Regions from separate parts of the Homo sapiens genome. Here all the other regions are linked to region 2. Evidence: chromatin loops called from intact Hi-C (ENCODE). Cell type or tissue: heart left ventricle. All regions are shown on one strand. Links, peaks and the distances in the headings refer to the core of each region. The heading gives the core; the rest is flanking DNA. Region 1 overlaps SCMH1 (Scm polycomb group protein homolog 1). Region 2 holds the start of SCMH1 (Scm polycomb group protein homolog 1). Region 3 overlaps SCMH1 (Scm polycomb group protein homolog 1). Region 4 overlaps SCMH1 (Scm polycomb group protein homolog 1). Region 5 overlaps SCMH1 (Scm polycomb group protein homolog 1). Region 6 holds the start of SLFNL1 (schlafen like 1).

The links. A loop is a pair of places that touch in the nucleus more often than their neighbours do. Peaks named below come from ENCODE experiments on the same cell type or tissue, not always from the same donor. Only the 100,000 strongest peaks of a DNase experiment are listed, where the experiment ranks them.
Region 1: it touches region 2 in a loop (4-fold over the local background); 19 of 110 quality-filtered maps call a loop at or near these places.
Region 3: it touches region 2 in a loop (2.2-fold over the local background); 17 of 110 quality-filtered maps call a loop at or near these places.
Region 4: it touches region 2 in a loop (2.3-fold over the local background); 19 of 110 quality-filtered maps call a loop at or near these places.
Region 5: it touches region 2 in a loop (3-fold over the local background); 17 of 110 quality-filtered maps call a loop at or near these places.
Region 6: it touches region 2 in a loop (2.4-fold over the local background); 16 of 110 quality-filtered maps call a loop at or near these places.

Annotation. Positions count from the first base shown.
Region 1 is chr1:41,105,462-41,110,728 of GRCh38, forward strand. All of the region lies in intron 8 of SCMH1 (Scm polycomb group protein homolog 1), which reads right to left. Among named protein-coding and RNA genes, the nearest start is that of SLFNL1, 86 kb to the left of the region's middle. In heart left ventricle, for the core only: no CTCF peak of the experiment used is centred there; no DNase peak of the experiment used is centred there; H3K27ac peaks cover 1,872 bases.
Region 2 is chr1:41,237,663-41,242,929 of GRCh38, forward strand. SCMH1 (Scm polycomb group protein homolog 1) reads right to left here and starts at 4,644. Exons shown (of 16, transcript NM_001394311.1): 1 at 4,397-4,644. SCMH1-DT (SCMH1 divergent transcript) reads left to right here and starts at 4,696. Exons shown (of 3, transcript NR_186015.1): 1 at 4,696-5,044. RefSeq lists an enhancer at 3,205-3,384 and silencers at 3,705-3,864, 3,965-4,514, 4,555-4,954. In heart left ventricle, for the core only: a CTCF peak has its summit at 2,782 (motif pointing left); DNase peaks (open chromatin) are centred at 3,789, 4,249 and 4,719; H3K4me3 peaks cover 1,908 bases; H3K27ac peaks cover 1,653 bases.
Region 3 is chr1:41,152,217-41,157,483 of GRCh38, forward strand. All of the region lies in intron 4 of SCMH1 (Scm polycomb group protein homolog 1), which reads right to left. Among named protein-coding and RNA genes, the nearest start is that of SCMH1, 87 kb to the right of the region's middle. RefSeq lists a silencer at 4,423-4,612. In heart left ventricle, for the core only: no CTCF peak of the experiment used is centred there; no DNase peak of the experiment used is centred there.
Region 4 is chr1:41,099,733-41,104,999 of GRCh38, forward strand. All of the region lies in intron 8 of SCMH1 (Scm polycomb group protein homolog 1), which reads right to left. Among named protein-coding and RNA genes, the nearest start is that of SLFNL1, 81 kb to the left of the region's middle. In heart left ventricle, for the core only: no CTCF peak of the experiment used is centred there; a DNase peak (open chromatin) is centred at 2,659; H3K27ac peaks cover 2,596 bases.
Region 5 is chr1:41,042,180-41,047,446 of GRCh38, forward strand. It overlaps SCMH1 (Scm polycomb group protein homolog 1), which reads right to left. Exons shown (of 16, transcript NM_001394311.1): 12 at 4,228-4,419. SLFNL1-AS1 (SLFNL1 antisense RNA 1) reads left to right here. Exons shown (of 4, transcript NR_037868.1): 4 at 936-1,711. Among named protein-coding and RNA genes, the nearest start is that of SLFNL1, 23 kb to the left of the region's middle. In heart left ventricle, for the core only: no CTCF peak of the experiment used is centred there; no DNase peak of the experiment used is centred there; H3K27ac peaks cover 1,403 bases.
Region 6 is chr1:41,021,008-41,026,274 of GRCh38, forward strand. SLFNL1 (schlafen like 1) reads right to left here and starts at 718. Exons shown (of 6, transcript NM_144990.4): 1 at 616-718. All of the region lies in intron 1 of SLFNL1-AS1 (SLFNL1 antisense RNA 1), which reads left to right. In heart left ventricle, for the core only: a CTCF peak has its summit at 2,444 (motif pointing right); no DNase peak of the experiment used is centred there; H3K27ac peaks cover 380 bases.

The DNA.
Region 1 (5,267 bases), core at 463-4,462, 130 kb before region 2:
GCAGTTAATAAATTCATTCCATTTAACATGGACTCCAGGTAGAAAACAATCCCAACTTCCTAGACATGACAGAAAGAAGAATTTTAGCTCCTCATAAATACTTACACTGAAAACTTGGCATTATTTTACATGGTACAGGGCTTGTTTGTTAAATAAATAAAATAGTCACAATAGGTGATACACATTAAGAACTTGCATTTTGTCTTCTTTATTCAAAGAATATGCCCCCCACCCCATCTTATCCTCACCACCATGTCACTGCTTCAATTTTCTCTCTCACCTGGAATATTATAACAGCTTGTTAACTGGCATCCCTGACTCCAGCATCTGAATCCGTCCTTTCATTGTTGCCAAAATGGTCCTTCTAAAACACAAATCTGAGCTGTAACTCTACTACTTAAAAGCCCATTTGATAGTTTTTTTTTTTTTTTGAGACAGAGTCTTGCTCTGTCACTCAGGCTGGAGTGCAGTGGCACGATCTTGGCTCACTGCAACCTCTACCTCCTGGGTTCAAGCGATTCTCCTGCCTCAGCCTCCCTAGTAGCTGTGATTACAGGTGCACGCCACCATGCCCAGCTAATTTTTGTATTTTTAGTAGAGACAGGGTTTCACCAACTTGGCCAGGCTGGTCTCGAACTCCTGACCTCAGGTGATCTGCCCGCCTCGGCCTCCCAAAGTGCTGGGATTACAAGTGTGAGCCACCACGCCCAGCCAATAGTTCTTGATTTAGTTTGGATATTTTGTCCCTGCCCAAATCTCACGTCAAACTGTAAGCCCCAGCGTTGGAGGTGGGGCCTGGTGGGAGGTGTTTGGGTCATGGGGGTGGATTCCTCAGGGTGTGGTTCTGTCCTTGAGATAGTGAGTGAGTTCTGGTTGTTGTAAAAGTGTGACACCCCCCTCCCCACACTGCCATCTGCCTGCTCCAGCTTTGCCTTCTACCATGAGTAAAAGCTCCCTGAGGCCTCCCCAGAAGCCAAGCTATGCAGCACCGTGTTTATACAGCCTGCAGAACTCTAAGCCAATTAAACCTTTTTTCTTTATAAATTACCCAGTCTTAGGTATTTCTTTATGGCAATGCAAGAACAGCCTAATACAGTTCTCGATGCTCATAAGGTAAAAATCCAGATCCTTAAGATGGTCTATGAGGGAAGCATTCTGCGCCTTCCTCTGCTGTGCCTTATCTCTTTCTGCTCCTCTACTTACACCCTACAATCTAGCCATTTTCTTTTTTCCTTTTTCTTTTTTTGAGATGGAGTCTCACTCTGTCACCCAGGCTGGAGTGCAGTGGCGCAATCTCAGCTCACTGCAACCTCTGCCTCCCAGGTTCAAGCGATTCTCCTGCCTCAGCCTCCCGAGTAGCAGGGACTGCAGACGTCAGCCACCACACCTGGCTAATTTTTGTATTTTTAGTAGAGACGGGGTTTCACCATATTGGTCAGGCTGGTCGCTAACTCTTCACCTTGTGATCCACCCGCCTCTGCCTCCCAAAGTGCTGGGATTATAGGCGTGAGCCACCACGCCCGGCCTTAACTATTTTTTAATTCCTTGACCATACTTTTTTTTTTTTTTAACTTCTGGCCCTACACTAATCTGTTTCCACTGCTAGAGAGAATTTTTTCTCTACCTTCCCATTCTTAAGGTTTCAGCTTAGACATCACTTCATTTGGAAGCCTTCGTTTGGAAGTCTTGTCCTTTATTCATCCATTTACCCAATAGCTATAGAGCAGCCCATGTTAGACATGCTAGGCTCAAGGGAGGTTATAGAGATCTCCAACCTCCAGTCCCCTCAATCTAGGTTGGGGTCCCTCTGTACTTTATTCCTCCAAAGTCGTACTTTATTGGTCTATATGTTCACAAAACTGTAAACACTAACGGCAGAATCTCCATCAACTGAGCCAATGACTAGTACTTAATCATGACTTGATAGTTAGAATTTGAATAAATGGATGGATGAGGAAGATCAGTCTATCAGGTGACCTCATGTTGAGACCTACAAGTTAGCCTTAAGTTGTATTATTCTTGCCTCTATCCTAGTTTTTCTCTCTGTAGTCTAGGATTACATTTTTTTTTCTTTCTTGAGACAGAGTCTTGCTCTGTCACCAGGCTGGAGTGCAGTGGCATGATCTTGGCTCACTGCAACCTCTGCCTCCTGGGTTCAAGCGATTCTCCTGCCTCAGCCTCCCGAGTAGCTGGGACTACAGGTGGGCACCACCACACCCAGCTAATTTTTGTATTTTCAGTAGAGACGGGGTTTCACCATGTTGGCCAGGATGGTCTCGATCTCTTGACCTTGTGATCTGCCTGCCTCGGCCTCCCAAAGTGCTGGGATTACAGGCGTGAGCCACTGCGCCTAGCCTAGGATTACAATTTAATTAACTCTTTCTGCCCTAGAATCCCAAAGTGATTGTGGCATAATTTCGTATGTGGTTTTAAAACAAAAAGAGAACATTCTTTAAGTATGGAAAGCACTTTCCAAATAAAAAAAGGAAAAGATATTCTGAAAGTTTTGTTTCTAAGCATCAAATTATTACCCTCCAGACCAGTGTAAGAATCCTGTACGTGAGCCACGATGTTGAGTCCGATTTTGAAATTTTTGCTTTGTACAAAGAAACCTGTCGCAGGTAGAAAGGGTAGACTGAGAGGGTAAAGGAGGCCTGGTTGACCATGTACTCTAACAGGTATGCTAAAGTGCAGCACCTCTACTAGATTCCCATATTTGGATTAGCATGTAGACAGCAGACAGATCCAGTTTAACAACATATGAAGTCACAAGAGACGAATGTACTAATCCAGAATAGCAATATATTAATTTATAATAAAAATATAAAGTAGCTTGGGTCTCATGTTGTCTCGCTGCTATCAATCCACATAGGGAGCTAAGGTATAATCTGAAACTGGCTTTCCCAGCCTGAAATCAGAGCAAGGGGAAGTCAAGTGGATTATCATGATGGCTAAAGGTATGATTAGCATCATAGTCATGCCATATGTACTGAATTCTTCATTTTGCTTTTTACATTTAAAAACTAAAGCATGTATCTGTTTCAGTTTTATTTTAAGTCACAAAAAATAAGCTAAAAGTAAAAAGCTTCTGCCTTTTATAACCAAGTACTCTGGATTAGTTGGACGCTTGGTAGTTACTACCCATCAGAGTTGGCTTGGCCACAGGAGTTTAGCAACTAAAAGGGATACTACTTGGCTTAGAAAAGGAGAAAAAGAGAGGCAGCAGACAGCTGGCACACAGGAATTACTTCAAAAAGGCAGAGATAGGTGATAGGTGAGCTGATGAACCTAAAATCATGTAGGAGACAGAGGCACAGGAGTCACCTGCTACCTATTCCCAAGATCATTAAACTAGATAGTATTACAGAGGTAAAAGTGCCCACTAGGGATCATGTAGTTCAGCCTCTCACATGTAAGAATGACTTGCTCAATGACGTAACCAAGTTTGTGGCCTGGCTGGGACTAGAACCCAGTTCAGTGCTCTGATACTACACCATACTTTTTCTTTCCTATTTTTTATCAGGATTTGGAAGCCAAAATCCAGGGTCTCAAATGAAGCTTTGAAGAAGGGCCAAAGGAGAATGGGAAGAGTATCAGGGAGACAAGTGTGAAAACAATATGCCTCAGTGATATATTGGTCCTGACAGGTGGCTCTACTAAAAGATCTCCATGGTTTCACTCTCTAGACTCAGATATCAACAGAGCCAAGTCATTTAATTATCTGAGCTTCAGTTTTCTCATAAATAAAATGTATCTGAAAATAATTATACCTTGTTCAGAGTTACCAGAAGATAAAATGAAAATCTGTGTGTAAAGGAACATTAAATAAATATTGGTTTTTCCTATTTGCCATGAGCAGGAAACATTATCTTACTCTGAATTTTTAACATTTGCATACTAATGACCAGAAGGTAGGAAAGAAGGAGGAAATAGTATGATTAGAAAGAGAACAGGCTTACACACAGAGAACAACTTGTTTTGTGAAATGAATTGAGTAACCACATTTTTTCCACATTGCATCACTTGCTCCTTAGCCAGGACATGGAGACTGCTGGCCAAACTTCTGCTGTTATAGAAAGCGCTTTTGTAGGACTTACTGAGGGTGTAAAGTGTGGGAGGAGACAGTTGTTAGAGGGAACAACCTAACTGCTGGAATGATGACTGAAGCACCTGGTCTGGAAATGTCACCTGGAAGGTCTCTCTCTACCTTCTGAGCCTGGTCCTCTGACCATCTTCTGTTGAAAATCTAAGGACTCCAGAGACACAGAAGAGAGGAAAACAGTCAGCAAACTTCTCTGGAAGCATCAGCCACAGAGTGAGTCATATTTCTTATCAGCAAGGTTTGCAGCCAAAAAGGAATGCATATCCAGCAACCTGGACACAAAGACCGTCAGCTCTGTTGGCTCTGGAGAACTGCCTAACTGCTCTAGATTTATCAGTCAAAAGAACAGTGAATTCCCTAGGCATGAAAATGAGAAAATCAACCTATTAACTGAATAAAGCCCAGAGCACCAAGGCTTATCCTGTTTTAGCCTCAAGTAACAAAAATGACTCTGCTATCAGTTCCAAGGTACCTCGCTTCTTGCTGCTTCCACAGAGCTATTACCTCACAGTGCTTCCTCACAATGCATTTACCATACTGACCCCAGGGTACTTGTTTCTTGCATCACAGAGAGGAGTGGCACTTTCCTGAGCCAAGAAGTGTGTTTCCCTTTCATTCTGCCCGAGGATCTCTCCACCTCAGTGCAACTATCCTAATCCAAGCAACCTCATTTCTTCCTTGTCCACAATTACCACTGTACAACTCATTCTCCACAGACCAGCTCAAGTAATTTTTTTTAGATAATAGCTTTATTGACATAAGTTACATACCACAAATTCACCCTACATTTGTGTTTTCTAAGATATTCAGAGTTGTGCAAACATCATCCCTAATTTTAAAACATTTTCATTATCCTCAAAAGAAACCCCAATAGCAGTCATTTCCCATTTTCCCTCCCCTAGTCACTGGCAACCACGAATCTACTTCTGTCTATGTGTATTTGCCAATTCTGGACATTTCATATAAATGTAATCATCAATGATTATCTTTTGTGACTGGCTTTTCATTTAGCATAATGTTATTAAGATGCATCTATACTGTAGCATGTATTAGTACTTTATTCCTTTTTTATTGCCAATTAGTATTTTGTCCTCTAGCTATACCACATTTTATTTATCCATTTATCAGATGATGAACATTTGGGTTGTTTTATCTTTTTGGCTAC
Region 2 (5,267 bases), core at 749-4,748:
CCATACCCTATGCTTTCCCTATTTTATATATCTACCTAAATTATTTACTCTATTGAAATTTGTTCATGGCCCAAGTAAAATTCATTTTGAAATGAAGCCCAACCTTGTTTCCAAATGCTTAGAAATGACAGCTCCCTCCTCTGAACTGCTTTACCACTTTGCTACTACCTCCCTTAGAGTACTCACTATGTTCTATTTTATAACTTAGGTAAGCATGTAAAAGGTTCATTTCAGCTAGCAGAGCATAAGCCCCTTAAATGAAGGAAGAAAGGAACTAATATTTACTTTGTATCTATGAATCACCAATCGCTTGTGATTTTATGTGGTATGTGTGTATATATTTTTTCATGTAATATTTGTGATATCCTATGAAGTATAAATTTTTTACAGATAAGGACACTGAAGCTCACAGAGGCTAAATAATTTGTTTACAGTCATAAAGCTAGTAAGTGACAGAGTCTAGATCTGAATTTTGGTGTTTCTAACTCCAAAGCCTAGGCTCTTTCCACTATACTCTGTCTAGAAAACCATGGGTATATCCTCACTGCTTTATCTGATTGTTCCCTACCCACCCACTAATGATCATCAGAGGAAAAAACCTCCACTGCCCTTTGTCATTAAGTATTAGCAGAAAGGATTCAATATGAGGTATGTGCCCTCCCACTTTCCAAGACTAAGAACAGACTCTTCAGAGCAAACAGAATGATTAATATGAGTCCTGAATAAAGATAGAGATCAGAACTCTGCTTCCAGGAAGGAAAAGTAAAAAAACTATTACCTTCTCACTCTTGTGTTTAAAAACCCCTCCTCCTTCAAGGTTTGCACCATCTGGCTATATAACTCTCTACCCCACCTCCTCATCTGTCATCTACCACCCTCCTGATTAATCCCCTATCTTTACTGCACCTGGGTCACATCTTTCTCTCTTCCCCACATCCCATCATCCTCAATCACTTCACTCTCTACACAGATGACTCATTCAATACACTAGCCTCCAAATTCCTTGTCATACTCAGCTTTACTGACCTTCGCCTCTGCTGTATTTTAGCTACCCATACACAGAGACCTCGCTGTCACCTAGAACAGTCCCAATATCAGACAACTTAACTCCGATATTCCACTTTCTGACCACACCTCTTTTTTTTCTCAGCTTACTTCCACTATATTTGCTCACTGATCTAACTCAAGAAATTGAAAATCTTCAAGTCCAGAATTGAACTCATCATCGTTTCCTGTCTCAGTTAAAATTACCAACATATCCTCCTTAGTCATCCAAGGCAAAAACCTGAGCATCACACGGGACTCCTCACCCTCTCACCTGCACATACAATCAATCATTAAAGCCTTATACATTTTCTCAGATTCATTTCTTTCTCTTCATCCCTATGACCACATTTTAAAAATGTTACTTCAACCATGTCTGATAGACACCTTCCAGTGATTAAATAAAAATAAAAAAAAAACACCTACTGAATTGATTTTAGGATACTTATGCATACAAGGTCCACCACGACATGGCCTCTGACTGTATTTCCAGCCTTACAACTCATCACTTATTGTTATATTCCTAGCAGTCCCAAACTGTTTGTGGTTCTCTACGCAAGCCATTCCTTTTCTCACATTGATGCCTTTGCTCAAGCTGTTTTCTCTGTTTGAAGGACGCTTTCTGCTCATGTTTGCCTCACTTACTCCTACCTACCATTTAAGATTTGGGTCAGATATCATCTCTTCCCAAAGCCTTCCTTTAACTCCTAGGCTAGTCTAAGTGCCCTCACCTTTGGGCAACCTTTACTCTCACCTTGTATATCTCAGCTATGCGTAGTTCTCATCTTTTATTCTGAGATAATCTATTTAAGCATCTAATTTACCAGCTCCACAAGATTGGAAATCTTTGTAAACCCAGCTGAGCACAGTACATAGCATAGTGCTTGACCCATAGTAGGTACATAAGTGTACAGTGAAGGTTAGAACATACCAATTTTCTTTTCTTTTTTAAAAGATGGGGTCTCATTCTGTCACTTGCTATGGCGTGATCATGGCTCACTGAAGCCTCAAACTCCTTGACTCAAACGGTCCTCCTGCCTCAGCCTCCTGAGTAGCTGAGACTACAGACATACACCATCATGCCCAGCTATATTTTTATTTTTATTTTTTGTAGAGACAGGGTCTTGCTACGTAGCCCAGGCTGGTCCAGAACTCCTGGCCTCAAAGAGTTGCCTGCCTCAGCTTCCCAAAGTGCTGGGATTATAGGCATGAGCCCCTGCATCCAGCCCTAAGTTTAAATTTTCAGTGGGATATTCACATCAATTCTTTCTCATAGTTAAGTATCCTCTACCTTTCACTCCAAGTCCTTTGCAAGGAAGGAATCAGGGCCTTTCCTCTGGATCTGTATAGTTCCATTGAGAATGGTGCTATGCAAATGTTTACCCAACTTACATAAAAGGGAACAACATTTGCACAAACATACCTAAAATCAAAACTTGACATATGTGCTACAAAGTTCAAAACTATTGACCAATTTAAAAAATGAAGGCTTAAGAACAAAAATAAAGAACCAATTCTGACTGCTGGTATGTGCTTGTCTAAGTTGTAAAAACACTGAAACTTTGCTTAGTACTTAAACAGGATCCCAGATGTAAGAGCCTGGCCTTTTATCTACAAGGCCATCTCATCTCTACTGGGCTTAAAACATTACTAACCTGCAGAGTTGCTTAGGCAAGAGTTTAGGAGGTTGGTAAGTAAGCAACAAAAAGTGTTCTCTTTCATAGTAATTTTGGGCCTCCTGCTGGCAGTTAGAACTAGAGCAAAGAGTTCAATGTAATAAAGCATTTCCCTCTGCAACCAAATATTAAAATTGCAGTTTGGCACTAAACTAGGTCTCAATCCTTTTCAGAGTTTAAAAAAAAAAAAAGAGCTATTCTATTTGCCTGGCACATTACACTTCAACAAAACATTTTGATGTACATTAGTTAGCAACATTTGATAAAGTGTTTATAGACATTTTTTAAAAGGAAGGAAACCCCCAAATTTCCACAAAATAAGATGTCTTTTAGTTTGTTTGAACAAACACTACTAAATGTTTTCTTTTTTTTTTTTTTTTAAGTTCAAAATACAGTACAGAAATGAGGAAGGGAATCTAGAGTACTTTTGATTTAAGCAGGTCAATCCTTGGGGCTGTTTCTTAGAGAAACTTACTACGTTTTGTCTCCAGGATCACTTTTAAGAAACTCTCCTTTAAGGGGATGGGGGAAACTAAAGCTCATCCAGAGGACAGTTTAGAGAACCACAGCAGATGAGAGACAACTGAAGAAAGTGGAAGTGAAGACTCAGGGGACATGATTACTATCTTCAGATATCTTAACAGCTTCCCATAAGGGAAAAGAACTAGGAAGGATGGGAGCCAGCTGTTTCTTTCAACTTATAACCAAATGTGTCCAGGAACAGAATGGGTTTCCTTTAAAGAGATTCGCTTCGGATCACTGGAAGAGGTTCCAAACGGGCTCGTCAAATTATCGGGGGGATTTGGGGATTTTCAAAGTCACTTTGGCATGGGATGGGAGAAAGCGCCCCTAGATGACTTTTAAATTCTCTTCCAGTCAGGAGATATTCCGGGGTTCACCCATCGGCTGGATACCACTTTCGATGCTCTCGGGCTGGCACACAACTGTGCCCACGTGTCTGGCCCCCAGGGCCGCTGTGGCTCACTTCGGTGCGGGGCCGCTCTCCCTGCCCGTTTCCGGCGGGGCACTGGGGCAGGCGGCACACGTGAGTCGGCCAGCCGGGGCCCAGCCCCCAGGACGCTGCTGACAGCTCCGGGCCCTAGGCGCCCCAGCTCTCGGTGGGGGCCACGCCGCCCCGTCGACCTCTGTCTCTGCCTTCCCCGAACCGGGACCCGGCCAGCCAGAATCACAGGCATTCCCACCTCTGGCGCCGGAGGGGACCGACTGACCCGCGCAGACGGGGTCGCGCCGCCGCCCGGCCCTCGGCCCCCAGCCAGCCTGCCCCGGCCCACCCGGCCCCGCCGGCCAGACACGGCGACCTATACGGACCGCCCCCACGCCGACCCTCCAAAGGGCCCCCGGCCTTGGGTTTCCCGTGCCGGGGCCCCCGGGCAGTCCTGGCGGCGTCAGGGCCGCGACCGGACCGTGGGCCCCGCCCGCCCGACCGCAGATGCAGAGCCGGCCTCCGGGCTCGGGGCCGGGCTGACACGGCCGAGAAAGGGCCCAGCCCCGCGCGGACCACAGACTGGCAGGCCGGCCAGACAGACGGACAGGCTGACCCCGGCCCGGGGGAGCAGGCGCAGCGGCTGCGCAGGTCCCGCCACCGCCTTCTGGCCCCAGGCGGCCCCTCAGGGCACGAGCTCTTAGGCGGGCGGAGGCGGCCGCGAGGCGCTTACCTGAGGGCGCGGCGGGGGCGCGGGGCGGCTCACTCTCTTCCCGCCGCCATGTTTCCGCTGCGCAGGGAGGGAGCGGAGACGCGGGAAGGGGGCGGGCGGGCGGCTCGGGAGAGCGGCGGGCGGGCGGCGGGGGGCTCCACCGAGCTGGCGGTGGCGGCTGAGGCGGGGGGCGGGGCGGGGGCTCCCCCGGCCCCTCCCCCGCGCCTCCCGCTGCGAGGTGGCGCGCGCCTCGGCCGTTGGGCTCGCGCGGGGGGCGGGGCGGCGCGCTGGAGGAGGGAGGGCGCGCGGGAACCCGGCCCGGCCGTACCCCGCCGGCCTGCCGACCCGGGTCCGGGGGCCCAGTTGGCGCCCGGACCAGCTCTCCGGTCTGCGTCCTGTAGATGGGAAAACTGAGGCCTGAGAGGGCGCGAGGGCGGGGACGAGGCCGAGGACTCGGGTTCGAATCTCGAGGACGCCAGTAGCCCGCTCTGAGGCCGCGTGGGGCTGGTGGAGGAGCCACCGGTCGGGCCCCCAAGACCGGCTGACGTGGGCCTCGCCTCGGGCGACTCCCGCCGGGCTAGTGGCTGGCCGTGTGGTGACCTTGGGCGAGTTACTTCGCACAGCCACCCAGGGGCCTCTTCTCCAACACGATAGCACTGCACCCGGAGGGTAGGTGAGAGATGAGTTGGTGCTTGGATGCCCTAGGGAGTGTCAGCGTCCTCGGTCCTCCCTGTGGTGATCCCTTCAACGAGTACGCACTGAGCCCGTGATGGGCCAGGTACAATGCACAGGCTCATTCTTCCAGGCCCACCAGCCATGTTGGCTACACAATTCTATTTTTGTTTTGTTAGAGATGGAGCCTCACTTTGTCCCCAAGGTCGGAGTGCAGTGG
Region 3 (5,267 bases), core at 506-4,505, 86 kb before region 2:
TCCTCACTCTAAAAACTGGCTCTCTCTCACCTACCCCCGCTGCACCCCCATCCTAGCCACCGCTGTGTTGCTCTGGGGTGCAAAGTGACAAAGAACTGTTAATTTAGAGCAAAGTAGGACCTGGGAAGCATGTCTGATGATAGTAAATAAGAACAAGCTGGGGAGTCTGTAGAATCTTTTAGCCTCTTGAACTGGCCTTACAGCCTCTAAAAGTTTGAAGAACACTGTCCTAGATAAACAATCTTCAAGGTGACACTGTGCTGGGGGAAGGGAAAACATCTTAAGGCAGGAACATTTGATACAGACCTCATTGGATCACTAAAGATTATCAAGTTCTTTATTTAAAGGTTAAACCAATTACCAGTCTCCCCCTAATACCCACCTAGAGGTGACCCCATGATGGAGCAGGGAAGGTCCCAGAGAATCTCACAAGCTAAAACACTGTAGCAAACCAGCATTTCTTGAAGTTTCCTCTGTAGTGGAGCAGCACAGAGCCCCTTTGGGCCATGCAAAAAGCACTAGATGCTGGGAATAAAAATGAGTCACTGAATGAAGAAATCTAAATCACTCCAAAGATGATGCCAAGACTTTACACTCTATTTATTTTATAGCTTCTGTTTTATAACTGGTTCCTTTCCCACTACCCTTAACTAAGCCAAATAGATTTGGCCAGAAATCACAGTCAGTTCTGAACTATTTCATGAACTAGCTGATGATTAATCAACATGACTAGACAGTTAGTCCATAGGGCAAATGAGATGACTATTTTCTGAAGTCAAGGTTTAAAGGCGTTATCAGAATTTAATGAAGAGTTTGCTTCTAGTTGACAGGGCCCTAAAGCAAGGACTGAATACATTTCATCATTGTTTGCTGTTAGAAAAATAAAACATTACAATTTATTATTCCATCCTTACAAATGAAAGATTAAATCAAATAGTAAGTTTTGGATTTCCCTGGATTGAGAATCTTCAACTCTGGCATCTAGAGCAGCACTGTCCAATAAAACTTTCTGTGCTGACTAAAATGTTCTGTATCTGTGCTAGCCAATAAGGTAGCCACTAGCCACATAACTATTGGATACTTGAAATGTGGGTACGTAAGAAACTAAATTTTTTAAATTTTAATTAACTTAAATTTAAATCCCCACACATAGCTAATAGTTACTGTATTAGGAAGCACAGATCAAGAGTTTTGGTCAGTCCTGGGTAACTGCTTATATTAGCTTAAGTTCTGACTAAAAGCACCAAAGAGACTTTGGTCTTAAGAATAATGGCAGCATCAGGGGTACCACAACAATTAGGGTATTAATTACAGTTCTCCATTATACATATCAACCATGGTAATCAATCCCTATTCTGTAATGTACACAGGCTAGAAACCTCAGCCCTTTTACCACTTAGGAAACACTCTATCACTAACTGGATGAAAAGGAACCTCTGTTTAAAGTAGTTCACCCACTGTGATGGCTGACTGGCTTGAACCATACCTAGATGGTATTTTCCTTTTATTTGACTTCTTGGGCTACCTAAGGCTTAGTTCCTTATTATCAGGTGAATTGCAAAATAAGATAATTTTTATGACTTAGTAAGAATGTTTGGACACCTATTGTAATGCCCATGATGAAGCCAGACATAATATTCTGCCATATCTCCAAGCACTAAAGTAACCACAAAAGAAATAGGACAGGCACCAAGGTATAGATCCAGAGTTAGCAAGTCTTCTGTTAAGGACAATATAATAAAAATTTTATGCTTTCTAGGCCATACAGTCTATGTCATAGCTACTCAGCTCCACCACTCCAGTGTGAAAGCAGCCACAGACAGTATGTGTGCCTAAATTAGCATGGCTGTTCCACTCAAACTTTATTTACACAAACAGGCAGAGGGCTGGATTTGACCTCCCAATAGTAGTTTGCCAGACCTCTGGTATAAATCATTGACTCTCAAGTGATACTTATAGTCTCATTTCTTTAAACAAAGTTCTGGGCCTCACCTTCAGAAGTTCTTATTCAGTAGGCTCCAAGTGTGGCCTGAGAATATGTATTTTCCAAGGCTCCCTAGGTAATTTGGATTAACATCTGTGACTAAGAACTACTACTGGTGTAGTTTAAATAATGTAATATTGGGAGTCTGAAGATGTTGGTAAAAGTCTTGTTTCTACAGCTAACTATCTTGGGTAAATTACTTAATCCTTCCAAGCCTAAGTTTACTCATGTGAAAGATGAAGACAATATCTGTCTTACAAGATTGTATATAGATTCTTCATTCAATAAATATTTAAACTTCTCCAAGTACAAAGAACTGTGTTAAATGTTAGGGGAACAAGGTAAGACATGATTTCTCAATTCATGGAGCTTTCAGTCTAGAGATAAACAGAGACATTAATAAACATAACACAAATAATCTGTTATGATAATGATAAAGTTTACGAGGTAGTACAGGTTGTCTTGAGATTGCAGAACATGAAAATCTCATTCATCCTTGGGCTCAGAGATTATTACGAAGATTAATATTATTAACTAACATAGGTATAATGTTTTATAATTTAAACATATATAATGTGAGTGTTTTCAATTATTCCAACATTATAATTCAAAATATTCAAACAGTATAATTTGAATGTTTTCAATTATTCATTCAACAGATACTTATTAACTATCCTCTATGTGCCAGGCAATATGACAGGGGTCCCTGCCCTCATTTACATGCTGGTATATGATGAGACACAACTAACACATAAACAATAAATAAACAAGGCAGTAAGTGAAAAGAACTTGAAGGGAATAAAATGAGGTGATGTGATAGAGACTGGGAGCTATCTTAGTAAAGTCATGGACAGATACTCTTCAGAGGAAATGTCTAAGCTAAGACTTTACAGATGAGAAAAAGCCATCTCATTTAGTAAATAATGCTTATAAAAGTGTTTTTATAAACTCTGATGCATACCACGTGATAGTTACATTTATTATTAAAAAAGAAAAAAAGGTACCTGCCCTGAAGAGACTTAAAAATGGCATTAAAGTACCTTGGCCCATAAAATATGGGCATAAGAGGTCACCTAGTTAAATGCATGAATCACCTTCTCTAATATTCATTCATTCAGCAAATATTTACTAAATACCTAGTATATGTTAAGCCTGGTTCTAGGCACTGGTGATATATAGCAAAATACAATACAGCCAAAGTTTGCCCACATGGAGCTTACAACAAACAAACAAACAATGTTTTGCTCCACATGGAGCAAAAACAAACAAACAAACAAACAAACAATATTTTGCTCCACATGGAGCAAAAACAAACAAACAAACAAACAAACAAATACGTCAGCTGGTCCAGAGGGTAACAGAGACACCAGATTAATTATACAATTCCTGGCTATTTTGAAATTTAAAAAAATAAAAGTAAGAGGTAAAGAAGGTGTGCTATTTTAGCCAGGGCAGTCAAAAAAGACATCTTGATAAGGTGATACAAAAGTTGACATTTGGGCCGGGCGCAGTAGTTCACTCCTGTAATCCCAGCACTTTGGGAGGCTGAGGCGGGCAGATCACCTGAGGTCAGGAGTTCAAGACCAGCCTGGCCAACATGATGAAACCTCGTCTCTACTAAAAGAAATACAAAAATTAGCTGGGCGTGGTGGCAGGCACCTATAATCCCAGCTACTTGGGAGGCTAAGGCAGGAGAACTGCTTGAACCCGGGAGGTGGAGGTTGCAATGAGCTAAGATCGCACCACTGCACTCTAGCCTAGGTGACAGAGTAAGACTCCGTCTCAAAAAAAAAAAAAAAAAAAAAAAGCTGAGATTTGAATGGTCCTTCCAGCCTCTGCTGAAATACTTCCAGTCATGGGACACTCATTATTTAGCTATTTAGCTATTACTCAACAGTACAAATGGACAGACCGCTCTTTATAGTCAGCCAACATCTGCCTTCTAACCTCTACTGGTCCTAGATATATCTAATCTCTATGTCCCAAATCCCTCAACTGCTCCTAATTTGACAGGCTGGCTACTCATGTCTGGCTACTGTTCTGGCCACATTCCTTTACAAGAACTCTACTTTGTTCAACCTAAATGTGAACCCAAATTCTTAAAAACAATTAAGCATAATCAACATCTTTAGATCAGAAATTCCACTCCACTATTACCGTATAAATAGTGTTCCATGTACCAAAATTTAAATAACAATATATTTGTTAAACGCCACTGATGGTAATTTAAGTGTCTTTATTTTATTTTTTTTGAGACGGGGTCTTGCTTTGAGTCAGTGTCAGGCTGGAGTACAGTGGTGTGAACACAGCTAATTGCAGCCTTGACCTCCCGGGCTCAAGCGATCCTCTCATCTCAGCCTCCCTAGTAGCTGGGACTACAGGTGTGTGCCACCATTCCTAGCTAATTTTTGTATTTTTTGTAGAGACAGGGCTATGCCAAATTGCCCAGGCTGTTCTCGAACTCCTGAGCTCAAGTGATCTAACTGCCTCGGCCTCCCAAAGTGCTGGGATTACAGGCATGAGACACAGATTTGGGATTTGTCCTAAGGGTGGGATTAGTGGACAAAGAGCATGCATAGTTTAGATTTTGATACAACATATATATTGCTGAAATATCCTCTAGAAAGAACATACTGATTTTTCTTCTTAGAGGCAGGGTTTCCCTATGGTGCCCAGGCTAGTTGCAAACTCCTAGGCTTGTCATCTTCCTGCCTCGGACTCCCAAAGTGCTGGGATTACAAGTATAAGCCAACTTTTTTTTTTTTTTTTTTTTTGAGACAAAGCCTCACTCAGATACCCAGGATGGAGTGTGGTGGCACAATCATATCTCACTGTAACCCCGATCTGGACTCAAGCAACCCTCCCCGCTCAGTCTCCAGAGTAGCCGGGACTACAGGTGTGCACCACTATGCTTGGCTAATTTTTTTCTTTGTAGTAGAGACAAGGTCTCACTATATTGCCCAGACTCAATTTCTATTCCTACCGAAAGTACACAGGTGTGTTTACCACATATTTGCTAAAACTGTGTTTTAACAATTTCCATAATTTTGACAAATCTTATCAGTGAAAAAATAAAATACTATTATAATTTTATTTGCAATTCTTTGATTACTAATAAAGTCAAAGATCTCTTTAGGCTTATCAGCCAGTCTGTATTTTATTTAGCCATTTTTCTGCTGAGATATTCTTTTGTTTTCTCATAGATTCTAGGAGTTCTTTGTAGATTAAGGAAAAGTCACTAGAAGAATTTTTACTTAATAGAAATAAAGCATCTAGAGAAAGT
Region 4 (5,267 bases), core at 571-4,570, 140 kb before region 2:
TCCCCTCAACCTTTCTGAGCCCGTTTCCTTATGTAAAATATGGGCAAATACTATAAATCCCACTGGAGGTTTGTGAAGTTTACTCAGATAATGTATCAAAGTGTCTTTAGGACCTTGTATGGGCTTGCTAAATGTTAACTTTCTTTCTTCTTAAGATGATGCTCAGTAAACATGCTCTAAACAACATTAGAAAAGGTGATTAGTTTAATCTAGTACTAAACAGGAGAAAAACAAAAGTTTAAACATATTTTTATGGTCTAGCCTGGTGACCTACACTCTTTTCCATGGAAAGCTCAAAATAAGACTGTGTCTATAGGTATACTCTGATTATTGATTATATATAAATGAGTGAATTCAGCTCTAAGGTAGGCTTCTATGTTTTTATACAGCAAATACTGTATTTCCCTATTGATTTGAGTGAAGAAAAGTTATCACAAGATAAAAAAGAGCAAGTATCTGATGAAAACTTTTACTAAGGAGAATACTAAGTTTATCAAAACCCGGGTATGGTGATAAAAGAGAATTGTAAAAGCACTTTCCACTTAGCCTGGGCAACATAGTGAGATCTCGTCTCTAACAACAACAAAAAAAGGTACTTTCCCAGTCTTATAAATTACCATTTCTACCCCCTAGGCAGCAAAAAAAATTAACTACCAGAAAATCCCCTCATCTAGCATGGCCATTATGTCTTTAAGTTTGGTTCAACTTGCGCTGAGACTAGACAAGGAGTAACGTAAAGCATCTACCATGACCATTACAGAATACAAAAATATAAAAACACAATCCCTTATCTTTAACATGTGAGGTCATAGGATAGCCTTTTCTTTTCTTTTTCTTTTTTTTTTTTTTTTGAGACGGAGTCTCACTCTATTGCCCATGCTGGAGTGCAGTGGCACGATCTCGGCTCACTGCAACCTCTGCCTCCTGGGTTCAAGTTATTCTTCTGCTTCAGCCTCCCAAGTAGCTGGGACTACAGGCACCTGCCACCACGCCCAGCTCATTTTTGTATTTTTAGTACAGACAGGGTTTCACCATATTGGTCAGGCTGGTCTCGAACTCCTGACCCCGTGATCCGCCTGCCTTGGCCTCCCAAAGTGCTGGGATTACAAGCGTGACCCACTGCACCCAGCCAGTATAGTCCTTTTTAAAGGGAAATCAGAATGCCTCTCCATTTCACACTAATGAGGCTGTCCCTGCAGTCTAGAGTTTATTCTAGGCATAGCATTGTAAACTTAAATGGATCAAGAAAAGAAAACTCTAAAGTCAAAGCTGAACCTGGGGTTGGGGAGGCGGGGAGAAAAAAAAAAAGAAGAGAGCTCAAGATGATGAGGGGCTTAGAAACTATACAATCTCAAAAATAGCGGGGAAAAAAAGACCTAGGGAAACAAGAGTATGTGAAAAGGTTTTGGATGAAAGAAAAACCAAATTAGAGCCAATGGATAGATACTGGGGAAAGCATATTTCAGCTTACAGTAAAAAACAGTATTTTTAGACATTTGTGCTATCACAAATTAAAAGTGCTCCTTTGGGAGGTTATAATCTCTGCCTGTGGGAGCATTTAAGTAACAGCAAATAAGCATTTATAGGGATGGTTTCAAGATGAGTCTTAAGTTAGGTGGGAGGTTGAATTTGATTTCCTCTAGCCCCAGCACTCTAAGACTCTATGACTTTTTACTTTCCTCACATCTCACATTTAATAGTAGGGCAAATAACTGATTCTTAACCAATGTAACTTTTAGATGGGAGAGAAATGGTAAAGAGTAACTCTGAAGTCTGTATTTATTGATAAGATGTAAAGCTCATTCTGGTGGATATACACATTTTTTCAAAATTTTTAATTTTCATTTGAAACCTTAAATTTATAATTCACAGAAAATGCTTATAGGTTGCCTTCCTTGAAGTGATCAGATCATTTCATTTTGGAGAAAATGTCTGCTAAATATCCAAGTCCGCTGTTTTTTTCAAGCAAAGATAATATTCCATGAAAAAAGTAGCTAGTTGAGCTTACAACTCAAACAATTGCACAAATGCTTTTTCCTGAGTCAACTATCATACTTGGATATTTTAAAAATGGAGACACTGGACTCACAGAAGTTAAAAGACTTGCCAAAGGCCACATAGCTAAAGCTAGGAGTTGAACCTAGATCTTTTGGTCTCCAAAGTCTATATTCTTTCCACTATGTTACTCTGAAACCAATGAATAAAACACTAGTGTATACCTGAATAAAAGAGAGAAGATAAAGAACTAAACATGCCTAGTTATAATAATGAAGGACACTAGGCCTCTGCTGCCTTCTAGGTTTCTCTAAATAATCCTTAGGAGTCTTAACTGCCCAAAAGAATTTATCATCAGATTTCTCGTCTCTATAGCAACAACAGAGCATAGGGAATTGGGAATAAATTAATAAAATGTAAAATAGGCTATTGTGCATGCACACGCATGTGTGTGTGTGTGTGTCTACATGGCATAGGAGAGCATGAACAATGGAAAAGAAAAAAAGAGCTGGGGAAAATCCATTTGGTTTATCAGTTTCCTGGAATGGAATCTTATTTTTCATTCACAGTAGTGTATCATTGGCCTTGGTATAGTAATTTAGAGGATATGTTTTTTATTAGCTTTGCTCAACTTGGCTGGGTTCAGCTATGTGCTGCCAGCTGGGCTGATGCCAAGGCTGAAACTCCAGTCTTCTAAATTCCAGTTCACTTAAACAGCATGGGTTGCCTCCTGCTCTGATCCAGCTCAGTTAACACTTTTGGTACTCCATATCCAGCTCCTTTTTTCTCTCCTGACTCATTCCTACAACATGGATAGAGGACCTCTGCAACTACAAAGACATGTCACATTTTCCTGGGGACTTCAGGCTGATAAATCTGCAGAGAGTGGGGGAAAACAGATAACTAAAATCATGCATGATAGGACCACAAACTTCAAAAGCCTCATATTACTGAAACTAAAAGGTGCAACTGACCTTAGTTTTCTAGGGCAGTAGGTAAGATGATTCAGGAGCAGTTTCGGCAAGTGGAGGGCTATATTTTCTTAGAAGATGGTCTGCTAATGGCTAGTCAAGCTTAGGCCACTCAGAAAGGTGGCATGAAAGCACATGGTGAGAAAGCACCTGCTAGTCAGCCACACAGTCAAAAACATTCCAGCTTTCCTTAGCACAAGACAATAAATTTTAACAGCTTACAACCACAATCCTGCCTTCTTGCCATATCACCCTCAGAACCTCCTCTTTTTTCTTTGCTTGGTTTGAGTTTGCCAGGTTTTTCTCATCTTCTTAACATATATGAATGTTTATGTTTTGTTTTTTTTCTATTAAGTCATTATTGAGATTCAGAAATTCTCATTTATAACTGTAATAGTTCCTCAAAAATAATCTAGGGAATCAAGGGAAGAAAATTTTTTTTTTTTTCTTTAAGACAGAGTCTCACTCTGTCACCCAGGTTGGAGTGCAGTGGCATGATCTCGGCTCACTGAAACCTCCACCTCCCAGGTTCAAGCGATTCTTCTGTCTCAGTCTCTTAAGTTGCTACGATTACAGGCATGAGCCGCCACTCCTGGCTAATTTTTTTTTATTTTTTTATTTTCAGTAGAGATGGAGTTTCACCATGTTGGCCAGGCTGGTCTCAAACTCCTGACCTCCAGTGATCCATTCGCCTTGGCCTCCCAAAGTGCTGGGATTATAGGCATGAGCCACTGCGCCCGGCCCAAGGGAAGAAATTTAGTAACACAATTTATCACTGGTTTTCAGTAAGATTTTCCTGAAAATCACCAACACTTATTTAAAATTGGGGATTTTGTAAATTGATATGTATTGATGCTGGCACAGTGGGTGTTACAATAAAAGCTTGCCAAAAAAACCCTATATGGGTTCTATGTATTCCCAAGAAAACAGTAAATGTGGTCAAATTTATGAACTGCATAAATCACATCTCACTATTTCAAACAGCTTGAGAGATGCCAATTGTTTCATTATACATGTCGAAAACTGCTACCATTCTCAGGCATCTGGAGTTTGTGAGGGCAAGAGAGAGAGCGAATGGGCAGAGTCAAGGGGCAGCTTAAGGATTCTGGAAGAGAGATATGGAATGGGAGTTTTTTTTTCTGGTCCCTTGGGCAGACCTAATTACAATCAGTGGGAGAACCCAGATTCTCTGCTTCATAATCTACTCCACCCATCTCACTTCCCCATTTTCCTATTTCTATTTGTGTACCACAAGCATATAACCAAGAAAAAATCAGTTATGAGAGTACTGGTTCACTGCAGAAGCCTCATCTCATATTTATTTTTCCTGACCAAAATAGAGCACTTTCCTGGCTCTGCGTGCAGTTCCCTTTTCTTGGGAGGCCTGGGGATCTTGATTCAGATGCAACTAACGCACAGTGGGCATCTACTACGTGCTACATGGTGCTATGCATTTGCCACCAATTTTCTCATTTCAATCATTCAATCAACTGGGGAGGCAGACACTTGTCTATAACCTCCAGTGAACCTAGCACTGCTAACATGAGCCTGTAACTGTGGATAGATAGGTGAATAAAGGACGGATTTACCAGATGTGATGAGATCACAAGGCCAAAGCTGAAATAAGGACAGAGACTATATGCATACGTGTGTTTATGGAAGGAGGAAATGGTATATAAATAGGGGCAAGGTCTGGACACAATATATCTGAGAGGGTTAAAGGGAAAATAGTACCTGAGTGGCTATTCTCATTAAAGGCACCAAAAAGTTAGCTTTGATTTGCAATCTTTCAACACAAATAAATGATAAATGTTTGTGGTGACAGATATCCCAATGACCCTGATTTGATCATTAAGCATTGTATGTATGTATCAAAATATCACAGGTACCCCATCAAAATGTACAATTATTACATATCAATAAACAAAAAAGAATTTGCTTCACTTATTAACCAACATGCTCATATCTTTTCTGACAGTGAACTACTGAACTAGTGGCTAGTGAACACACCTTCTCAGGAGACAAGAGGGGTATATTAGCTGCCAAACCTGTAGAGACCACACCCTCCTGGTTGTTGTGGCTTATTAGGAAAAAAAGCTGGGTGGAAGGGCAGGGGGTGGTCCAGGTGTAGAGGTGTACATGTGTTTAGTAACTGAGAGGTGAGTGAATATGGGCTCTGGAAACAAATCTTAGTGCCCTGTGCCACTCTTACTTTTGGCCATTAGGTTTCCAAAATTAAAAAACCGTAACATTAAACAGCCTTTTTTTTTTTTTGAGATGGAGTTTCACTCTTGTTGCCCA
Region 5 (5,267 bases), core at 826-4,825, 200 kb before region 2:
TATTGTCCCTAATACTGAAGGTAGGGACAATATCTTTGTCACCATTCTCAGTATTTTTTAGGGTGCCAGAAGGGGCTTTTTTTTTTTGAGATGGAGTTTCGCTCTGTCATCCAGGCTGGAGTGCAATGGTGCGATCTCAGCTCACTGCAACCTCCGCCTCCCAGGTTCAAGCGATTCTCCTGCCTCAGCCTCCCAAGTAGCTGGGATTACAAGCATGCACCACCACGCCCAGCTAATTTTTGTATTATTAGTAGAGACAGGGTTTCACCATGTTAGCCAGGCTGGTCTCGAACTCCCGACCTCAGGTGATCCACTTTTGGCCTCCCAAAGTGCTGGGATTACAGGCATGAGCCACTGTGCCTGGCTGGGCCTCTTTTAGTTTTCACCAGCCTCTTATTTGATCCAGCCACATGCATAGTTCTGAAGAAGAGACTCTGCTCTGACATTGCCTCCCCCAGGAATCCTCCCTTGACTTCTTCTTTTACCATACTCCTTGCTCATCATGCTTTGCTGGGCCAGAGTACCTCTGTGCTCTGCTTTCACCACATACATGTTCACATATCTCTACCTGTCTCAGCTCTTTGAGCACAGGGATGGAGTCTGTCTCACCTCTGTCTCCCTAGAGTCTAGTATAGAATCGGGCACAGAGTAAGTATTTGTAAATATTTGATGACCTAAAGTAAAACAACTGGCCTGGATTATTCAAAATGCCAATGTCACGTCGTGAAAGATAGAAAAAAAAAGGTGGATAACTGTTCTAGATAAAGGAAACTAAAGAGACAGGAGAATTAAATGCAGTGGATGATCCTTTATTGAATCCCGGATTAGGAAACAACAGCTATAAAGGACATTAGTGTGACAACTAGGGGAAATTCTAATATGAACTACATAATAGCTAATAGTATATTAATTAATTTATTATTATTATTTTTCAGACGGAGTCTCACTCTGTTGCTCAGGCTGGAGTGCAGTGGCACAATCTTGGCTCACTGCAACCTCTGCCTCCTGGGTTCAAGCAATTCTCCTGCCTCAGCCTCCCGAGTAGCTGGAATTATAGGTGCACACCACCATGCCCAGCTAATTTTTGTATTTTTGGTACAGATAGGATTTCACCATGTTGGCCCAGCTGGTCTTGAACTCCTGACCTCAAGTGATCTGCCCACCTTGGCATCACACAGTGCCGGGATTACAGGCATGAGCCACCGCACCTGGCCTAGTAGTATTTTATTAATGTTAAATTTCATTAGTTTTTTTTTTTTTTGAGACAGAGTCTCGCTCTGTCGCCCAGGCTGGAGTGCAGTGGCGCAATCGCTGCTCACTGCAAGCTCCGCCTCCCGAGTTCACGCCATTCTCCTGCCTCAGCCTCCTGAGTAGCTGGGACTACAGGTGCCTGCCACCACGCCCGGCTAATTTTTTTTTTTTTTTTTGTATTTTTAGTAGAGATGGGGTTTCACCATGTTAGCCAGGATAGTCTTGATCTCCTGATCTCACGATCCACCCGCCTCAGGCTCTCAAAGTGCTGGGATTACAGGTGTGAGCCACCGCGCCTGGCCTCATTAGTTTTTATTTATGTTAAATTTCTTAATCATAATAATACTATTATGTTCCTTATTCTTAGGAGATAAACACAAAAGTATTTAAGGATAAAATCTCTCATCTGCAGTTAACTCTCAAATGGTTCAGTAAATAAATGAAAAACATTTTAAATATACAGGTATTCAACAAGTATGTATATTTATATGTGTATATATAGTTAGGAGAAACAGACGAAGTAAATACTGCAAAAAGTGGTAAAGATAGGCAAAGAGTTCATGGTTGCTTATTGTTCTATTTTTGTAACTTTTCTGTAGGTTTGAAATTTTTAAAATAAAACATTGGAGAAAAAAGTAGTAGTCTCAACTTAGGTAGGAAAGCTTAATGGGATATGAAATCTCCCTGAGCTTTGGGTGACTACCTGCTATATCGGAAGTGCATGGTCAGTTGGGCCAGGACTCTAAGTGGTAGGGTAGTGTGGAGACAAGGATATAGGAAAGGGGGAGGGCCAGTAAGCACCCAGATAACAGAGGTGGTACCTATGTATGTCTAGCAGAAGCGTGTAGCCAGGCAGAAGGGCAGGAGTCATAAATACCAGATCCAAAGGGCAAAGCAAAAGACAGCTCTTGTACAGATCGAGCTCTTTGGCAGAGGTTTAGGTAAGTAATCAGAAAAACACAGGAAATGATAATATCAGAGGTGGGGCAAAGGGTCAGTAAGGCAGGCAAGCAGGCAGGAAGGCAGGCAGGCAAGCAGGCAGAAAGGATACACTAAGAAGCACAGAGGAATTAGAAGTTTAGGCAAGGCTCTGGCTTGTCTGGGCATAGTTAAAGGCTAATTTCAGGGAAGCAAATAGAAACTAGAGTGAGAGCAGACAAGTTGCTGAGCACCCACGATGAGAAACAGCTTAAGAGCAGAGGAGGACACAAAAAGTGGGCTCAATCTGTCTGAAAATGGGGAAGGGAGAGGTAGCAGCTAATGGCAGAATGTGATACCTTGGTCTTTGTTTCTCTTAGTTGGTGAGGCAAGAAGAGTCTGGCTAAAGTTTGCTTCCTCTTATCTAGTGGCTGAATCAGAGAGATGTAAATTGGGGCAGAATTCCCAGGAAAGGTCATGCCCCGGTCCCAAACCACTTTTGGGACTGCAGGCCCATGAGGTACATCCTTACCAGTCTCTGAATGCTGCTACCAGTATGTTTCTCTCACTTCTTAATGATGGCATTCCATTTAAGAATTCGGAGTTCCTATTTCTTTGAGAAATCTCTTTTTAAACTAGCAGCTACATTCATGGATGTGCTAACCCCCATTCATGCATCCATTCTTTCAGAATCCCAGGTAGGCCTAACTTTCACGTCTGAAATGTAGATCAGAGTTCCTGAATGCCTAACTGGAGGTATTTAAAACTTGCCTTTGTCTGGACCAGCTCTACCATGCCCAGTCCAGACTCCCAGTGCAACATTCTAACTGCAAGTCAGAATGCCTTTTTCTTTTCTCAGAGACTCTGGTACTGAAAGAAAGCAATCTAGCATGGGTTAGGTGAGGAGAAGTTCCCTCCATAGAAAAGGATCAGCCAGGGGATCATAGAAATGGCTGCAGGGATCAGATGGTCTGGCCCCCACAGAGTATTTAAAATTCAGGTATCTTTTTGACCTGCTTGCAAGTCACATAAGCAATACGGATTTGGGTACAGAAGTATCTATGAGGGAAAGGGGGAAGGAGAATGGGGGAACAGTCACTTCCCTGGGCACATTCTCTAGAAGCAGTGCTTTTATCGGAGGTGATTCTGTTAAGACTATGATGAAAAGACACCAGGGAAGGCAGTGTGGGAACAAGACTTGTTTGTGTAGAGGAAGGTCGGAAAAGACACCTTTCAGACCTGTGCCCTCCCATCAACAGACAGCACAGCACTCACACTGGCAGCACCCCTCCCTATTTCTCTGCTCAGGACACAATCTGCAGGGCTTTTTTAAGGGCCTTTCCTCCCTCTCAGTAATGACCTACCTTGCTATGTTTAAGGCTGAGCTTTTCTTCCCTCCCTTGTTCTGTGTCCTGGGTTCCAGATGAGAGACGCAGAGTTCCATTGAATCTTTAATCTCTCTCGGAAGTACTTAGTCACTGATTTGGCCACGTGGCATCTGCTTTCCCATTGTGGGTCTGGTATGTTAACTAAGAAAGTTATTTTCCAGCCGAGTTAGAAATAGCAGGAACTTGAATTGACTTGCTAGACTGGCAGTGCTGGAAGTTAGGGCCATGTGCCAAAGGAAAGAATAGATGGCCAATCACCAGGGAGCAAATTTCTCAATCTGTAGCCTGAGACTAAACCTTCCTGCTGGCAAGGGAGATGTGTGTTAGGCCTTTGCTGCCAGGTTCACACTGGGAGACGTTCTGTGACTTCTTGGTGGCTCCACATGCAGTCTGAAACTCAGAAGGGGAATTGCGAACCACCTTTTATCTAGGGATAAGGATCTAGAAGAAATAGGGGTGATCCTAGAGACAGAAAACAAAATCCTGAAGAAAAAGTAAAGATGAGAGGAGGCTGAGAAGTCTCAGATATGGCAAAGGTAAGGGACAGAAAAGCAGACCTCTAGATAGTAGGTGCCAGGCCAGTAGTTCTGAAGGCTGACCCTGGGCCCCTGCAGGTGCTGCTGCTAGCCCTGTCCCCCACTCTCAGCCCAGGCCCCATCCCAGCTCCTACCTGGTAGGTACCTGTCGTGGCTGTGGCTGTACTCTATGGCAGTGAGTGACAAGTGAGTCTGTGTAAAGGGCTGGTTGCCAAACAGATTGTCACTACGAAGGTTGTGGCAGAGTTTCTCCAGGAAGCGGAGGACGTAGGTGATGCTGTTGACTGCTGGGAGGTTGAGGGTATGCTGTTCCCGGTCAAACACGGCTGTGGAGTGAGTAAACAGGGCCAAGCATGTCAGCCTGGCAGTGGAGTACAGCGCTAGGCAGGACGAGTCCAGCCCACTGCTTGTCTCAGGCTTACCTGGTTACACAAAGGGAATCAGTGCCCCACGTTTCCTCCCTCCCTCCCTTTAACTCCCTCCCTCGAGGGCTTTGATTTTTGCCTCCAACTGTAAAGGGCTTGCAAATATGGGAGTGGCCAGGCCAGGTCTGTTGCACCCTGGGCTCTGGAATGATTTTATTCAACTTGTGAAAACAACTGTGAACATAATTCTCTCTGCTCCATCACTTGGTTGGACCTCCCCCAGGAAATCTGCTCATTTAGGGTGCTATTTTCACAAGAACTGCCCAAGAACAGAGAAGCTTGGCAGAAGAGTAGAATATAGCCATAGCCAGCAATGGTATGGGTACACAATTTCTGATCTACATAAGGGCACTAGAATTTTGGCAACATTTGGAACTGTTTCATGCTTGGTGTTAGTTTACTTCCTATCATCTTTTTCTATAAAAATGTATCAGTATAAACCTTAAAAAGCAAAGACCTGTGTATTTGTCTCTGAGGGCAGCAAGGACATGGGGATTTGGGGAGATAGGTCATTCTCAAGAACCAGTTTTGAGGCAGGAGAAGAACCCCAGAGAGGGTATAGGAGAGCAGCTAAAGAGAGGCAGTAAAGAAGGCCAGGTTCCTACAGACCATTACACAGAAACAAAGAAGAGACCAGGGAGTAGGCTGGGCCTCAGAAGGGACATAAGGCTTAATTTCCCAGGCACTTCCCAGTCTTTTTTTTTTTTTTTTTTTTTTGAGACGGAGTCTTGCTCTGTCACCCAGGCTGG
Region 6 (5,267 bases), core at 645-4,644, 220 kb before region 2:
CTGTCTTCCCTCCCCAACCCACAGGCTAGGGGCCTCCTAGGTACCCTCAGGGTTTCCTGCCTACCAGTTCACTCCTGCCTCCAGGCAACAGAGAAAACCTTTACACAGGGCCTCCTGGAGAGGAGGCCTTAACCCAGGACTCTGAGGACTGGCTGGTGGCCCCATTGCAGCTTCTCTGCCTGCTCTAAAACCCCATGTGAGGCCATCGGGGGCTCTGAAACTAGGCAGCGCTGGGGCAGAGGCTTTTAGAGCAGAGGATCTCACGCTTTTTGGCACACTGATGAAAGCTATGGCCTCTCAGAAAAATGGCCTTTGCATATAAACATAACTTAAGGTGGCTCCTAGACCCTAAGAACTAGTCTAGACTGAGTCCTCCATTTTTGGTCCAGAGAGCAGAGGTCAACAGGGCAGAACGAGGGTTAGAGTTGGGGCCCTAGTGCCCCCGCCCCAAGTCCAGGGAGCCTCTGTCCTGAGCTGTGCACATATGTGCACACACCAGCCCCTCTACTGCTCCCCACACACCCAGCCTGCATCTTCTCAAATGGAATCCTTGAGGCAGTTGGCCTGGGGGCATTCAGGTCAAACAGGAAGAGGAGGAGAGGAGAGGCCTATGACCTTCATGTCCTGGTGGCTCCCGCGGGAGCATGGGAGGTGCCTGCCCTGAGCTCCCATAGCCTCCCGACCCCTGGCCGGTAGCTCTCAGGGAACTTGGAGGCTTGGCACAGGGACGGCCAGAACCAGGGTTATAGGAAGTGGGCGGGGCCTGCACAGCTACCTCTGTGATCTCATGAGGTTCAACAATGCCTTCTTGGCCAGCCACAGGCAGGCTGGGTGCGGGAAATCAAACAGGAAAACTCAGCTCCCTGTGGGTCCCACCACACACTGGAAGCAGACCCAGCGGCCCACCCACCATGCAGCTTGGCTGTGGGACACACTTCCCCACTTAGTGATGTCTCTTCAGGCCCCAGTTCCCATGCAGGTCACCTCTTGCCACCTCTTTCAGCGCTGCTGCCTAAAGCCTCCACCTCCCTCTTTAGTCAGTCACCAATCCCAGGCTCTACTGAGTACTGACAGGGCCCAGCTGCTCCCAAGATGGAGCAGGAGGCACATGGTAGGCTCCAGGGCTCCCCCTGACGCCAGGCCCTTCTCTGTGCTGGAGACAGAGGCTGCTGTCCAGAAGAGCCCTGAAAAATAGGTCAGGCGTAGCTATCTATCTCTTTGGGAAGATGAGGTTGTTACCTGCTGTTGGAGAAACCAAGACGTGGGTGACACACAGTCTTTATCAGCACAGGACTGACCAGTGCTCATCATTCTGCAGAAGGCTGGCAGCGCTTGCCCACACTGCTTCTGGAAGCCCCAATTGGGGGCAGTAAGGATGGTGCCACAGTTAGATGCTTCAACTAAGAAAGCTGTTTGACAGCGTAGAGAAGCTGCCTTCCTTGAAAGCAGCCTTTCTGAAGATGTTACCAAATGTTTGTTTCCTAGGGGGTGAGGCAGTAGTTTGGGTAGAGCACTCAAGAAAAGAGGCTATGGTGTGCGGGGAAGAGAGGGGCGCAGGCCTCAACTGGTGGCAGTGCGAGGCTCTGGGGAGAGTGCATTCGGTGCCCTCTCCTTGCCCGCCCGGGCAGCAGCCAGGTTGGGCTCGGCTTTGTGTCCACAGCTCTTAGGGTTAGAGAATGACGGCTCCAAGCTCCCCCTGCCTCACCCCCTCTCCCTCAAGCCTTTCTTGCCTCTGTCATCCATGAGGTGCCCTCACAGCAACTGAGGCTATAGCTGTTTTGAGATGGCCAACTCAAGTCGTGTTGAACTGTGCAGAAATAGCTGTCCGGGAGAAGCACCTTGACAGACGAAACACCTGAACATGACCAGAGGCGTTCTCCCTACTTACCTAGAGGCCTTGCTATTGGGTGGCTGTTCTGCATGAAATTTCCCAAATTGACTTGAGTGCAGCAACTTTCCCCACTCTTCCTGGCAGTCTCTTTAAGCCACTGCATCACATATTTCTCTGGCGCCTTTAACAGCCTTCTGTGAGCTGAATCAGTTCTACTTCTTTTTGGAGATGGGGGTAAAAATTGTCTTTCATGGTAAGCACTAAACACATTTATGAACCATCTTTTAAATACATAAATATAAGATAACAAGGTTATTTACGGTGTCTCTGGCTCTCTAGTATTAGGTAATAGTATTAGAAAGTATAGGTGCTCTGCAGGCAGCTTGGAGTGGTGGGTTCCCAGTGGGGGGATAAGCAGCCCCGTTAACCCTCTTGCTGGATGTCTGTGACCTCACTGACAAACCTCATCTTGAACTGAAGGAAAAAACCCTAGAATTTAAGCCTCTTTATGAATGTGAGGTGGGGCCCAAAGATGAGGGGCAGAGAGCTGAGCCGCTGTGGATGGCCTCTTTTCATGTTATCTGGACAGTGTCCACTGGGTGGCCCACATGGCCACAATCCCTGAACCCACAGCAGGCATGCCATCCCCTCTTCCCCACAGCTCCCACTTCACAATCTGCTGTTTGCCCAGGAAGGCCAGTCAAGGGGCAGAGGGATAGGGAAGAGGAATGAGCCCAGCCAGGTGCAGGAGAGAACAAGGATGATCAAGAAGAGCGAACTCTGGGGAGCAGAGTTACAAACATAGCTTTCCAGGTCCTGGGACCCACATCACTCCAGCCTCCCTTGGTCTCAAGCCCTCCCCTAGCGTGCTGCCTCCAGCCTGTAGATCCCCACCTGGCTCTGACAGGGCCCAGCCCCAGTTACTGCAGAGTATCTCTGACTTGAGTGGCTCCAGCCTAGTGTCTGTGCCCTGGGTACTGTGGGCTGCCAGCCTCTGTGAGCACCTGCAGTGGCTTTGGCACTGTAGGCACAGAGCCGCAGTTCTGATGCTTGGCTGTGACTGCCTCTGGGCTGAAGGCTGGAAGCTGTGGCTCTGCCCTGACGGAATGTGGTGGCAAGACCATGTCCAGTGACTCAGGGTACTTAGGTAAAGAGGCTGCAAAAAGCTGAGGGCTGCTGAGGGGAGAAGTGTTGGGACCCTCTTCTCAAGGTTTCCCACACTTTTTGTTTTGGTGGTAAAGAAGGAGGGATGATTCACCTTCAGGCTCTTGCCAACGAGGGAGTGTGGCACCAGTGTGAGGGCCGGAACAGTGTCCATTTGGCCCACCATTGCTACACCTCAGGGATCAATCTTAAGGAGTCCCATAAGACCCCCACAAAGAGTGTCTGGACAATGCAGTCCACGGCCAGCAGGCAGGGTGGAGCCACGGCTGGGGAGGGCGGAGTGTTCCAGAAAAATGCCCCACACTCCCATGGATTCGGCCTTAGGTGGGGCCTAGATCTCTGTTACCTCCCAAAGTGTTTGGTGTTTCCCTCCTGAGCTCAGCACAAAGTCAGTGTCATCTCCCTGTCCCCCCATTGAGGGTGAGCACATGAAGCTGATGCCATGAGACCTCTGGCACCTGTGCCTTTCCACCTGGTGGGCTACTGGACTGCTGGGGTTCACGGAGTGGCCTCTCCAACACTGCAGCATGTGTGCACTGGGTCTGAGGCCCGTTCGAGTGCTTTTAATGATTCTGGGTCACTATTAGAAGGCTTTTGGCTTTTGAAACAATTTCCAAAGTTGAGGGGTTTTTTTCTTTCTTAAACAACATTTAATTTTGACCCCAGAGGTTATGGCAGCGTGAATCATCCTCTCCTTTCCTGCAGAACTTGACATTTGGTTACCTTTCTAGTTCTTTTTGTCTGGAAACCAGATAAAAGTATGTTAGCTGTTTCAGTGCAACATTACTTATGGTAAGCATGATTCCTAATTGTAAATTATCAGCACTTGGAGTTTTCTGTGTGAACTATAAACACTTGTTAAAAAGCCATAAGGTTGGGCGTCCTATGTGGAATGACTCAATTGGGTATGTGGCTTATGGGGTCCCTGAAAGCTATGCCTATTGAGTTGTTCAAAGAGATATGAGCTCCTTTGGGGAATGATGCCTCTAAGCCACAGTGAACCAACCCCCTTCTCCCTGATGTGTCTCATTCCCTTGTACCTGAGCTGTCACCTGGGCAACCAAGGAGAATAACTCCTGATGACCAGAGGCTCTGTGAGGACTGCCCTCCTCCCCTGAAGAGGGCTGCTTCCCGCTGCCCTGCAGCCAGGCCATTTCTGTTTGACAGTCTTCAAAGTTAATGACATGCCCAGTGTAGCCTGCAGGGGTCTGGAGTCTGAATGGTAGCTGGATCTGAGACAAAGGCCCACGGGAGAGAGTTGCAGGCAGCAGGACATGTACCCCTTAACAGCTATGGAATTAACCTCTCTAAGCACCTGTAAGATAGGGAAACAGTAGTTATACTATAGGACTGTTGTGAGGTTTCAGTGGGATAGTGTAGAAAAACAACTCAGCACAATGAGTTCTCACAACAATGCTCAGTAGGAAGTTACATACTCTTGGCGAAGAGGGTAAGGTGGGGTGGGTGCCCAGCTTTGCAGCATGTCTGGCCTGCCTACATATGCCAGTGTCACCTTTAGTCCCTGTGTCTTGAGGGTCACATCTAGAAGTTTGTTGTTAGGGTTCAGCAAGGTGCTCATTGGGAATACCCTGAATGAACAGCACAGTCTACAAGATCCCAGTGTTGGCCGGGTGCGGTGGCTCAGGCCTGTAATCCCAGCACTTTGCGAGGCCAAGGCAGGCGGATCACTTGAGGTCAGGAGTTCGAGACCAGCCTGGCCAAGATGGTGAAACTCTACTAAAACTACAAAAAATTAGCCAGGCATGGTGGCGTGTGCCTGTAGTCGCAGCTACTTGGGAGGCTGAGGCATGAGAATCACTTGAACTCGGGAGGCGGAGGTTGCAGGGAGCCGAGATCGTGCCACTGCACTCCAGCCTGGGCGACAGAGACACTGTCAAAAAAAAAAAAAAAACCCCAGTGTCAAGGAGTTGGTAGAAAATGAGGGCCTCAACTTGTTTGGCAGCCTTGACCCTGACTGTTTCACAGTGACCATGGTTAGAACCTCACAGTGGCCAAGTAGAAAATATATTCTAAGTAAGTTATGATATTGGAACTTGTCACTGGTGAAAGCTTGAAGGGCCTTCACAAGTCTCCTCATGCAAATACCCCATAGCCAGATGGGCCCAAAGAAAGGAAATGACCCACCCAAAGCTTCCTGGCACATAGGTGGGCTGGCTAGAACCTCAGCCTTGCAGTCAAATGTCTGCTTTGGCACTTCCTGCCTGTGTGACCTGAGCTTAAGTTTCCTTATCCATAAAATGGGTTTGTTGTG